Regions from separate parts of the Homo sapiens genome. Here region 2 is linked to region 1. The links are chromatin contacts, found by Hi-C or POLR2A ChIA-PET in ENCODE. All regions are on one chromosome and are shown on one strand. Each heading gives the region's core, a stretch centred on a gene start or an enhancer-like site at or near the end of the contact. The rest is flanking DNA. Distances are from core to core; before and after follow the strand shown.

Region 1 (2,700 bases), core at 5-2,504:
ATAAAGACACACACAGAAGTTCTAACAACATAAACCACGTAATGGTGAGGATTCCAACTAACCTGGCCAAGTCCAACACATAGTGAGGAGGGAAATCTACAAAAAGGGCAAAGAAAAAAACAAGATCAGAACAAACCTAACTTAGCTCCGTGAATTCAATTTGCACATCGGCAACGTTAATAAGGCATTCCGATACAAGCCACATCAACGTCCGCCCCTAAATCAAACAAAAATCTTGGGAGAAAACTCTCTGCCTGTTGGTTGTCAGTCCACCCCGCTGATGTAGCCTCGGGCGGCCGCTTGTCCCATCTTGTCCGAGTCTACAGTTTCAGTCCGCTGCCTGCAAAGGATTTCTCAAGGCAGTGCAGATACAGATCTCTGCAACGATTTCACACACCTTAAAAAAAAAAACAACCAACTTCTGCCTCTGGGTCCCAGTGTTAGCAAGGGAATAATTGTCTGCTGGGTTGAGGATGCGTACGTCCCCAGAGGCTGTCAGCGGGTGCAGGGGACACTGAAGCCCCGGCCCCCTGTCCAGGCTGCGGAGGAGGGAGGCTTCCCTCGCTCTCCTCCCTGATCGACAGGCATAACGGCTCAAAAGTCACCAAGCAAATCACTTTGCTCCATCTCTCTGAAGGGCAGGGTTTTCGGGGCGGTGCGCCCAGGGCATGGCAGGCGAGCCCCAAATGTGCCGGGCCGGCCGGAGCTCCGCGCAGGGAGCGGACCCCTGCCACAGGCCCGCTCGCCAGGCCGGCTCCGCTGCCCGGGCCGCGCGCGTCAGCCGCCCGCCCTCCCCAGCTCCCGCCCAACTTTGTTCGGCTTTAACTTTGGCAGTCAAAGTCCAGGGAGCCGGCGCCGCGCCGCCGCCGCCGCCCGCTCCTCCTCCGCGGCCTGGGCCGCCGCCGCCTCGGCCCTACCTGTAATTGGTGAGCACGCTCTTATTCACCACCACGATCAGGAAGGAGCTCACGCCGTAAAAGCCGGCGGCCAGCAGCTTCAGAAACACGGTCAGCGTTTCGGCCGACGCCATCCCCAGCTCCTCCTCATCTCGGAGTGTGGAGGATTTCGCGGGGGCTTCTCCTTTAACCCGAGCATGCTGACGTCTATGAACTTCCGCCATGGCTGCCGCAGCAGCGGTGGCCTGGCGGCGGGGCCTAGCGGCTCGGGGGCCTGCAGCGGCAGCTCCCAGGGGACTCCAGGAGTTGGGGACCGCAGACTAGGCCAGCTGCGCGCTCGCCGCCTCGACTCCCCGCTTGGCCGCCGCCTGTCCCCGCCCAGGGGCAGGGACGCCGGGGTTCACACCCCTGGAGACTTTGCTCGGGCATTGTGCAACGCGGGGTCAGAGAGTAGGGCCGCGCCGGGCTTAGCCTGGGCAGGGGTTGGAGAGAGCCTGGAGAAGGGGCAGTGGCGACCCCCCTGCCCGAGGCGGATAAGGAGAAGCCAGGGGAACTACATCGAGACACCAGAGCGCCGGGCGACAAACCACAGACTCCGGGTGACAGTCGCCCTGCGCCTGCGCACGAGCACGCGCTGGGTCTCTCCGCGGGGCGCGTACCTGGGGCGTGGGGAGTCTGGTGGCAGAGGGGCTGGAAGGCCGTATTCTCCGGATAACTGCCGCAACTAAGTGCAGACCCTCCTCCCCTCTGTTACAGGTGGCCGGCCAAGTAGTTACAGTACACTGCGTCTAGACTAATTCTGAATGCTCTTTTAGTCTCTCTTGCAGGGGGTAAAAACCCTTCAAAAGTATCAGATGTGGATCAACAGTAAACACTCAACGAAAATTTCATTCCGCAATGCCTCAGGCTTCTTACATTTTCTGAACCCAGAAAACACCAAACAATACTTTTCAGATTGAGAAGTTTCGTTTGTTTGTTTTAAGAAAAATGTTGACATATCCCAAAAAGTAGCAAGATAAGCAGCTTGGGGATTGGGGAAAGCACAAGGTGTTTGGAGCCTAAAAGACTTGATTTCCAATTGTAGGATTCCTAGAAATGACGACCCCCCCCCCCCCCACCAACACACTCACTCCTTATTGTGTGTCTTGGACCAATTAGATGACCTCCCTGAACCTGATCTCTGTGGATGTGTAGCTAGCAAAGAGCTAGTTTTCGGTAAATGGTAGTCATTATTGTATAACAGAAGCAAATCATTATGATCGGTTTAAGCAAAGAAATTACGTATTGAACTTTAATAGATTAGGAAAGAAGAACTTTGAATTATTTTTCTAAGTGCTTGGTCTGTATCTTTTTAAATTTCTTTTTTTTTTTTTTCTTATTTTTATATTTTGGTAAACCAGGTATAGTGGTTCACACCTGTAATACCAGCACTTTGGGAGCAGGTGGAATGCCTGAGCCCGGGAGTTTGAGACCATGCTGGGCAACAAAGTGAGACCCTCTCTCTACAAGAAAATAAAAAAATTAGCCAGATGTGGTGGCGCACGCCTGTGGTCCCAGCTACTCAGGAGGCTGAGGTGGGAGGATGGCTTGAGCCCAGGAGGTCAAGGCTGCAATGAGCTATGATCATACTACTGCACTCCAGCCTGGGCAACAGCACAAGACCATCTTAAAGAAAGAAATAAATTGTGGCAAAATATACAAAGTATAAAATTTATCATTTTAACCCTTTTTGAGTATGCAATTGCATGGCATTAACTGCATTCACATCGTTTTGCAGCCATCATCACTAATCCATCTTTAGAAC
Region 2 (2,700 bases), core at 155-2,654, 110 kb after region 1:
CTACAAAAAATTAGCTGAGTGTGATGGCATGTGCCTGTGGTGCTAGCTACTCAGGAAGCTGAAATGGGAGGATCACCTGAGCCCAGGAGGCAGAGGTTGCAGTGAGCCGTAATCACGCCGCTGCACTCCAGCCTGTGTGACAGAGCAAGACTCTGTCTCAAAACAAAAACAAAAACAACAACCAAAACCAAAAAACAAAACTACAATTAGATATCACTTCCCACCTTTTGGGGTGCCTATGATAAAAAGACAAGATATAAGTATTGCTGAGGGTACAGAGAAAGGGCAGCCTTGTACACTGCTGTTAGGAATGTAAATTGGTACAGTTATCATGGAAAACAGTGTGAAATAAAAACAATTTTATTTAAAAAATTAAAATAGACCTACCTTAGGATCCAGCAATCCCTCTTCTGGATCTATAGTCCCCCCACAGAATGAAATCAGCACCATGAGAGATATCTGCCTTCCCATGTTCATGAAGCGTTAGTCAAAATAGCCCAAACATGGAAATAACATTTTAAGTGCCTATCAGTGGAATAATTGGTAAAGAATCTGTAGGCTATACAGGAATATTATGCAGCCATAAAAAGGAAGGAAATTCTGCCATTGCGGTAACATAGATGCAACTTGAGGGCATTATGCTAACTGAAATAAGCCAGACAGAGAAAGACAAATACTGCGTGATCTCACTTATATGCAGAATCTGAAATAGTTGAACCCATAAAAACAGATGATAGAATGGTGGTTACCAAGGTTAGAGGGTGGTGGAGGGAAAGGAAGCTATTGGTCGAAGGGCATAAACTTGCAGTTATAAGATGAGTAAGTTCAGGAGATCTGATATACAGTATGGTGACCATAGTTAACAATACTGAATTATACAGCATACTTGAAATTTGCTTGAATGTTCTCTCTGCAAAATAAAGAGTAACTAAATAAGATGAGAGATGTATTAACTAACTTGATTGTATAATAACTTCACAAAATATGTATGTATCAAATCATCATGTTGTATATCATCAAATTGTAGAATTTTATTCATCAATTATATTTCAACAAAGCTGGAAAACTAAAAAAAGAAACAAGTGTATAATTAATAACAATGCTGGTTGTAAATTAAAACTAAGCGTCATATTTTTGGTGTCAAAATGTTTGACATTTTTAAGAAAACATGTATAAGTGTTCTGCCTCTTGGATGAGACCATTTTAAATTAAGCTGTAAAAAAAAAGTACCGACAAAACAGTTCACTTTCAGTAATCTGGATTTCCCCAAATAGTGACACGAGAGCCAGTCATTTCGAATTGGACAGTTTGAGTTCCTCTTCAAGAGTCTGCAATGTAGGTCAGGGCTCTGCTGACATTTCCATTGACCTCAGAAGTGAAAATCTAAAGTGAGTGCTGACAGGCAGGCAGTGAGGAAAGAAGACATGACACAGCCAACAAGGGTGGCAGCCTGGCTCTGAAGTGGAATTATGTGCTTCAAACAGGTTGAAAGGTAAATAGGCAGCGATCATCCAAATACTTAAAGACAGCTATATTTCCTTTTGGAAATACATGGGCCAAGTTGTTTTCTCTTGCAAGTTCTCATGATATTCCATGCAGTGGTTACTGATGAAAAGGGAATCTATAATATTATATGGCATCACATTACTTTAAATAATAATTATTGCATATTTCCATCAGTTAACTTCTAACTAGGAACATTTTTAGGGCTTCTGTTGCTTCTTATGAAGAGAAGAATTACTATTGCTAACAAATAATGAAAGGGATCCCTATATTTCTGAGCCAAGGGGACCCCAGTTTTTTTAAATGTTACTAGATATTTTATGCGATATGATGAGCCATGCATTGCGTTCTCTTGTAGTTTTATAGAAAAAGCTCAGGTTTTATTAAACAGATAAAATAACTGAATAATGTTGATCATTGAGTAAATGAGTTAATTCATGTAACTGATTAATCAAATAGTGTAACTCTAGTTGTAAACTAACAACGGTATTATTAGGAATTTCTATAACGTGTTCCTTTCGCGTTCTCTACAGATGAAAGGCTTTTTCCTCTTTTTTAGGGGGTGCGGGGGACAAGGTCTCACTCTGTCGCCCAGGCTGGAGTGCAATGGTGTGATCATGGTTCACTGCAACCTTCACCTCCCGGGTAGCTGGGATGACCGTCACATGCCACCACACTGGGCTAATTTTTGTATTTTTAGTAGGGACAGGGTTTCACCCTGTTGCCCAGCCTGATCTCGAACTCCTGGGCTCAAGCAATCCACCGGCCTCTGCCTCCCAAAGTGCTGGGATTACAGGCATGAGCCACCACGCCTCCCCAGATGAAACGCTTTTTAGAGTCTCACTGGTGAGAGCACATATTGCTTAATCTCACTTCACTTTTCTTAATTTTGAATCCATTTTCTCTGGGAGTTCTGAAATTTTTGGCTCTTCCCAAGTTTAGCTCATCAAAGACTAGTATTTCTGGAGTGTGATAAGTATGTAACTTTGGCAGGGAGAAGAATTCATCACCAGAAGTTAGCTCAGCCCAGGCACCATGGTTCATGCCTGTAATCCTAGCACTTTGGGAGGTTGAGTTGGGAGGACCGCTTGAGCCCAGGAGTTTGAGGTTACAGTGAGCTATGATAATGCCGCTGCACTCCAGCCTGGGCTACAGAGCCTGGCCCTTGTCTCTAAAAAAATTTAAAACATAAAATAA

Evidence for each region. Hi-C counts contacts between places; a loop is a spot of excess contacts on that map. ChIA-PET counts read pairs that join two places held with the same protein, here RNA polymerase II (POLR2A). Pooled maps may share reads with other maps.
Region 2: a pooled map shows a loop between it and region 1 (2.8-fold over the local background). The contact joins the promoter of IL23R here to the promoter of SLC35D1 in region 1. A Hi-C loop is called at or near these places in 1 of 37 single-sample maps with no recorded cell type and 8 of 50 pooled maps. POLR2A ChIA-PET finds 5 or more read pairs at or near these places in 10 of 52 experiments (CD4-positive, alpha-beta T cell, CD4-positive, alpha-beta memory T cell, activated B cell and 5 more).

The regions. Positions count from the first base shown.
Region 1 is chr1:67,052,894-67,055,593 of GRCh38, forward strand. SLC35D1 (solute carrier family 35 member D1) reads right to left here and starts at 1,255. Exons shown (of 12, transcript NM_015139.3): 1 at 918-1,255; 2 at 63-96. The coding sequence starts at 1,120. RefSeq lists silencers at 670-879, 1,170-1,359.
Region 2 is chr1:67,165,050-67,167,749 of GRCh38, forward strand. IL23R (interleukin 23 receptor) reads left to right here and starts at 1,405. Exons shown (of 11, transcript NM_144701.3): 1 at 1,405-1,492. RefSeq lists an enhancer at 1,157-1,346.